Linked DNA regions of Homo sapiens: region 1 is linked to region 2. The links are chromatin contacts, found by Hi-C or POLR2A ChIA-PET in ENCODE. All regions are on one chromosome and are shown on one strand. Each heading gives the region's core, a stretch centred on a gene start or an enhancer-like site at or near the end of the contact. The rest is flanking DNA. Distances are from core to core; before and after follow the strand shown.

The links. A loop is a pair of places that touch in the nucleus more often than their neighbours do. ChIA-PET counts read pairs that join two places held with the same protein, here RNA polymerase II (POLR2A). Pooled maps may share reads with other maps.
Region 1: a loop to region 2 is called in a pooled map, with 8 times the contacts of the local background. The contact joins two enhancer-like sites. A Hi-C loop is called at or near these places in 3 of 37 single-sample maps with no recorded cell type and 3 of 50 pooled maps. POLR2A ChIA-PET finds 5 or more read pairs at or near these places in 1 of 52 experiments (HEK293T).

Annotation. Positions count from the first base shown.
Region 1 is chr1:200,073,904-200,077,411 of GRCh38, reverse strand. All of the region lies in intron 5 of NR5A2 (nuclear receptor subfamily 5 group A member 2), which reads right to left. Among named protein-coding and RNA genes, the nearest start is that of NR5A2, 48 kb to the right of the region's middle. Within about 2 kb of position 1,684, at least 8 of the 41 ENCODE cell types and tissues checked have a DNase peak (open chromatin) inside an H3K27ac peak, as active enhancers do.
Region 2 is chr1:199,974,864-199,978,211 of GRCh38, reverse strand. No RefSeq gene overlaps it. Among named protein-coding and RNA genes, the nearest start is that of NR5A2, 51 kb to the left of the region's middle. Within about 2 kb of position 1,536, at least 3 of the 41 ENCODE cell types and tissues checked have a DNase peak (open chromatin) inside an H3K27ac peak, as active enhancers do.

The DNA.
Region 1 (3,508 bases), core at 435-2,934, 99 kb before region 2:
AAAACCGCAATTAATTTTGCACTAACCTAATACAATTTATTAAACATTAGCTAGTGAAAATGAGTTACTGAAACTCCGGAATTTGCTTCTTAATTAAGGACCTCTTCCTCTACATGTGATACCAATCTTTCCTTTGGCTGTTGTTTAAAAGTCAGATTTTGTTGTATGACCCTTAAAATAATTTTTCTGTGATGCCGAAACCTAATTATGAGAAATACATATGTTTTTAAAACAACATAAAACATTTTATAATTCTGGCCTTAGGCATCTGTTGGTATGAATAAATGTTTAAAAGACTTTCATTTGTAGATTAAAATTTATGTTTTATAAAAACGGCACTAAAGTAGTAGATATTATGCCTTAAACGCTTGTTAGGTTTTTTCTTGAAAAAGGATAGTTTGTATACATGTCACATGACATGGTCTACCTAACTTTTAAGTAGCTTTGTTGTATCAAATTCATTTTAAGTACATTTTAAACTTCTCTATAATTAATATTTAATTTATACAAATTAATCTATTATCTCTAACAGTGAGTGAGTTAGTGGAAGTTCCTTTGTAATATTTATGAAAATCTCAAACCAAGATCATGCAATGCCACCTATTACCAAAAAATATGTTTCTACTTAATGTTTATTTTGAATTCTCCAAACCTCCAAATTATTAACAAAAATGCTAAGCAAGTCATGCTGTTCATTTAAATGGCAACTCTGTACCTACTCAATAGTTAAAACACTAAATCTGAAAAGATGTCAGCTGCTTTTGAATTCTCAAATCAAGTAAGGTATTTACTATTCTCAGTAAGCTACCTAAATTAGTCACTCCTTTTAGAAGTACAGGACAAAAAATGAAAAAGATACTATAATAGTAAGTTAACCTAAAATTTTTAATCCACTAATGCTCTGCGATTTAAAACAAATAAGATACGGTTAGCCTGCAGACAAAAAAAAAAAAAAATTCCTGGGCATGAATCACTGCTTACATTCTTTTCCATCCACAAACAATTTCATTTGGGAAAGTTGCCACATAGTATCGACAGTGACAACAAATGGCATTGTCCCGTGAACATCTGTTTCCGACTCCCACACTGATACTGCAGGCTGGGTACTTAGGACTTAGTTGGTCTTCACAAGTTGCTGAGCCACAAAGGAACTGGAAATCACTGGTACGTTGAGGTTTTATTATTGGAACACAGGAAAACTTTATCATCATGCTGGGAAGTTCTGTATCTTTTGAAATATTGGAACCGGGGTTATGTTAGCACATTAAACCATGCGGAAGACTACTTCTGAAGAAAGGGGAGGAAAAAAACTGTTTCTTGTCTATTATGTCCTTGGGTTGAGGTTCCCACTCAATCTTCATATAACTTCCTCACCCACCCTCAACCGAAAATTGTTTTGTTTTTAAAAGATGTTATTGAGTTTAGCTTCTTGTTAAAATCAAGAGAACAGAATACCAAAGGAATTCTAAGCAAAACATGATAAATAAACACTATTGTTTCTTAACAAAAAAAAAAGAAAAGAAAACAGAAGAGCTTTTATACACACTTTTATTTTTTCTAAATTCACACTACCATGCTTCACATTTTCTGAAAGCCTGGCGATATAAGGCTCGTAAAGACTCTTGACTAGAACATCCTCACCTCAGCCCACAGTGTTAAAAGGAGGAGGGCAAAGAGCTGCTGGGAGAAAAGCCAGCATGAGTGGATAAGTGGAGAGGTGGCGACAAGACACAGATGTGCGACTTTGGCTTTTGCTGCTCAACTTGTGCTACAACGGTAACGGTTTATGCACGTCTTTCAAGAACCCTTCAAGTGCACGCAACAGATTACTACTCTGTTTTACACCTCTTCTCTGTGTGGCACTTAGTTTTAATGAAAGTCTAATTCTAAACTACTTGCATGCTGCAACTATTTGCATGCTCCAAATTAATTTGCATATTGCTGAAGCAAAGAGGCTTCCTTTTTTGGCGCTTAGTTTTAACAAAAGCAGTAATAGAAGTGAATGTTATTCACAATGGTAATTCTGAATCAACCTATATTAAAACTACTGGCATGCTTCAAATTAATTTGCATATTGCTGAAGCAAAAAAGCCTCCTTTTTTTGCAAAGCGGCTTTCCTTTTTCCACTTATATTAATGGAAATGTTCAGTGGGATATGCAGTCAATGTCTGACTTATGTATACTTGGTAAATGGTTCATTCTAAAAAATATATATTGGAACATATTACATAAAACACTGTTTACTTCATTTGGCATCACACAAAATAGGCACTCCAAAAAATATTTATTAAAGAGATCACCAAATGAAATTACCACAGAGCTGTCTGGCTGAAGATAGGACAATAATAAATTCCTACTGGAGAGAAATAATTCTAAGACTTATTTTTCCTAGAGGACAATCTTTCACCAGAATACACATATAGTTTATAAATAAGTAATACATGTTTTTAAAAAGAATTATTACTAAATTCCATATCTTCATAATTTCACGTGTAAACCCCTAAAAATGTAACTATTTAAAAAATAATCATTCAGTCTATCATGACTACTTATGGGAAAATATATCCATATTTGGAGAAGTTTTTTTTTTAATTCCAGTCCATAGTGATTTAAAAAAAAAAAATTAAAGTGTTTGAGATTTGTGTTTCTCTCGTGTTTTTTTTTTTTTTTTTTTTGAGATGGACTCTCGCCCTGTCGCCCAGACTGGAGTGCAGTGGTGTGATCTCGGCTCACTGCAGGCTCCACCTCCTGGGTTCCCGCCATTCTCCTGCCTCAGCTTCCCGAGTAGCTGGGACTACAGGCACCCGCCACCAAACCTGGCTAATTTTTTGTATTTTTAGTAGAGACGGAGTTTCACTGTGTTAGCAAGGATGGTCTCGATCTCCTGACCTTGTGATCTGCCCGCCTCGGCCTCCCAAAGTGCTGGGATTACAGACGTGACCCACCGCACCCGGCCCTTTTTCTTCTTTCTTTCTCTCTTTCTTGTTTTTTTTTCTTTTTTTTTTCTTTTCTTTTAGATTAAAGACAGGGTCTTGCTATGTTGGTCTTGAATCCTCCCACCTCAGCCTCCCAAAGTGCTAGGATTTCAGGTGTGAGCCACTGTGCCTGGCCTCTCCCACTTTTAACTACAGTCTTACAATCAGTTCTCAAATAACTGCACTCATAATTCATTATCAAAAAGAAAAAAACATTAATAAACAGGCAATCAAAAATTAGAACTAGATCTGTAATATTCATGCCCATGAATCATTTCATTACTAATAGACTATTTATATTGTTTTTTATGCTTTTTAGCATACTTTTATTATGTCATTGATTCCTCACGAGGACCAAGTATAGCCATTTTCATCCAAATCAGTCTTGAAGAAAAATTCAAGAGGAATTCTTTAAGATTGAGTTGATTCAAATGGCACCATCTCTGCAAAGTTTTCCCTGGTGCCCCCTCCACAGACAGAAAAGCTCTGCCCTGTGTTCTTATAACAGCTATCGTCTCTGTTATACACCCATT
Region 2 (3,348 bases), core at 287-2,786:
GAGACAGGGTCTCACTCTGTTGCCCAGGCTAGAGTGCAGTGGAGTGATCTCGGCTCATGCAACCTTTGCCTCCTGGCTTCAAGCGATTCTCCTGCCTCAGCCTCCTGAGTAGCTGGGACTACAGGCACGTGCCACCACGCCTGGCTAATTTTTTGTATTTTTAGTACAGACAGGGTTTCGCCATGTTGGCCAGGCTGGTCTCGAATTCCTGACCTCAAGTGATCTGCCCGCCTTGGCTTCCCAAAGTGCTGGGATTACAGGTGTGAGCCACCACACCTGGCCTTGAAAATTCCCCAATTATTGAGGAAGGAGAAAAAAATCTTTTGCTCACTGTCAGTAGAAAAGAAGCTGCTTCTAGCCAGATTTACACATACAAAGTAAAGTCAAGAATTTAAGGAACTGAAAGATTAACGTTCTCTTGAAACAGATATTTGAGGTCAAAGTGGTTTGTTTTTTTTTTTTTGCATCTGAATTCTCTAGTTAATTGCCACAATACTTGCTTTTAACTTGCTTATGGGGGATTTAACCCATTAAAATGGAGCAGCCAGGCGCGGTGGCTCACACCAGTAATCCCAGCACTTTGGAAGGCTGAGGCAGGAGTTTGAGATCAGCCTGGCCAACATGGTGAAGCCCCGTCTCTACTAAAGATACAAAAAAATTAGCCAGGTGTGGTTGTGGGCACCTGTAATTCCAGCTCTTTGAGAGGTTGAGGCAGGAGAATCGCTTGAACCCGGGAGGTGGAGGTTGCAGTGAGCTGAGATTGCGCCATTGCACTCCAGCCTGGGCAGCAAGAGCAAAACTCCGTCTCAAAAAAAAAAAAAAAAAAAGAAGCAATTGAGAAATGGTCTTCAGACTTCAGGCACTGTAGGCCCGCTGCCTCGGGTTACTCAGGTCCTGCATTTGCTCATTAGATCACAAATATTTACTGGGCACCCACCTCCTGCCAGGCACTGTCTGAGACCTGGTCCTGCAGCAGGGAACTAGACAAACTAGGTGCTTGCTCTCGTGGGATTTATATTCAAGTGGGATAGAGAGCAAAAAGAAAGAATCAAGATTTTTAGAAGCGTGTGGTTATTATCAGATGGGTGGTTACATCACTGTGGAAGGCAGGCGTGTGGATCTTGCTTTAGAAGGAGTGGTCAGGGAAGGCCCCACCAGGGAGCTTCAGTGAGAAGCAGCTGGCTATGTAAATATGTGGGGAAAACTGGGTTTCAGGCAGAGGGAACACTAAATGTAAAAGATCCTGATTCCGGAAAGGTTGGCTGTGTCATCTACTGGATTTCCTCGATTTTACTCAATCTCCTGTTTGTTAATCTAGGCAGATACTATATACAATTATCTGGGGAGTAGCCATTATTAGCCATAGTCCTTGGAGATGAAAAAGGACTTTGCCTTCTTCCATTACTCTGCATAGATGTCAGTCTCATCTAAGAGATCGTGGGAGGGGAAAGCTTTTAAGAGGGCCTGACAGCCTTAAGGAGCACAGTTTGATTTTCCTTGAGTGTGCTAATGTTAGCACAAATACTGGCTGTGCTGCCAGCATATTTCCACACACGTGGCTACAGGGATGATGGAGGTAGTCATTTATTGATTTGAGTTAGTTGCAACATTGTTTCCTTTTAACTAGAAAACTCATGTTCTGACAATTTCTTTCCGGGAGTTCCCTAGGGAGGGAATTTTTATGAGAATTATCTTCTGTCTTGATTTCTTACAGGTTGATGCTCAGGAAAGCAGTCAAATTGACTAGGTGGTTCACATTCTGCACTGGGTAATTTTAAATGGGACTAATGAACAAACAAAATAGATTTTTTAATTTTAATGTTTATTATTATTATTATTATTATTATTATTATTTGAGACGGAGTCTCGCTCTGTCTCCCAGGCTAGAGTGCAGTGGCGCGATCTTGGCTCACTGCAACCTCCGCCTCCCAGGTTCAAGCGATTCTCCTGCCTCAGCCTCCCTAGTAGCTGGTACTACAGGCGCGTGCCGCCACGCCCGGCTAATTTTTTGTATTTTTAGTAGAGACGGGGTTTCATCATGTTAGGCAGGATGGTCTCGATCTCCTGACCTCGTGGTCCACCCACTTCAGCCTCCCAAAGTGCTGGGATTACAGGCGTGAGCCACCGCGCCGGGCTACAAAATAGATTTTTTTAAAAAAACAGATCACTTATTTCTAACTAACCCTTGGGAATGCTCAGATTTCTAGGCTTTGTTTTATTTATTTATTTTTTAAGTTAATTTTTTTTTTTTTTTTGAGATGGAGTCTCCCTCGGCTCACTGCAACCTCTGCCTCCTGGGTTCCAGAGATTCCTGTGTCTCAGCCTCAGGAGTAGTTGGGATTGCAGGCGTAAACCATCGTGCCTGGCTTTGGATTTCCAGCCTTTGAATGGATCATTTTGCATACTCATAGTGTTGAAGAACATTAAATTTGCCTCATGCGTGCAGACTTTTTCTTCTTTGCATTTGAATGAATACTTTCAATAATACCTAGCAGTAAAGGGCCCTCAATAAAATAAACATCAGCTGAATAAATTAATGGTAGAAAAATCTAAAAGACAGCCTTCCTCTAACTCCTCCTCTATGTGATTTTCTCCTTTGAGAAAGACAACCCTGAGAGAATTCTGACTGACTCACAGAGGTGGCCTACTATAGACTGCTTTTCTCCTTTTTTTCTTTCTTTCTTTTTTTTTTTTTTGTTTTTTGAGATGGAGTCTCACTCGGTCGCCCAGGCTGCAGTGCAGCGGCGCAATCTTGGCTCACTGCAACCTCCGCCTCCTGGGTTCAAGCAATTCTCTGCCTCAGCCCCCAAGCAGCTGGGATTACAGGCGTCTGCAACCATGTTTTTTCTTTTCTTTTCTTTTTTTTTAATCTCCTTTCAAGAAAACCTCTTTTCTACTTTTACTATAGAAGGACAAATGAGCTGAGTGGTAAAGAATGTTTGTTCTTATATTTAAGTTATGGGTGAAAATTCACCAAATCAGGAGTGAATAATATTGTTTGCCCTCTTGGATATTTGATTTCATTAGAAATGTCAATCCTTAGCATTATTTTAATTTTTTTCTTTCATTGTTTTTTATCAGGAAGAACTGAAGCATTATTTTATTTTATCTATTTATTTTTGAGAAGGGTCTTACTTTTTGCCCAGGCCGGAGTGCAGTGGCATGAACATGGCTTACTGCAGCTTTGAGCTCCTGGGCTCAAGTGATCCTCCCACCTCAGCCTCCTGAGTAGCTGGGACTATAAGTATGTGCCACGGTGCCTGCCTATTTTTTTTTTTTTTAAGAGGCAGGGTCTTTCTATGCTGCCCAGGCTGGCCTCAAACTCCTGGGCTCAATTGATCCTCCTGC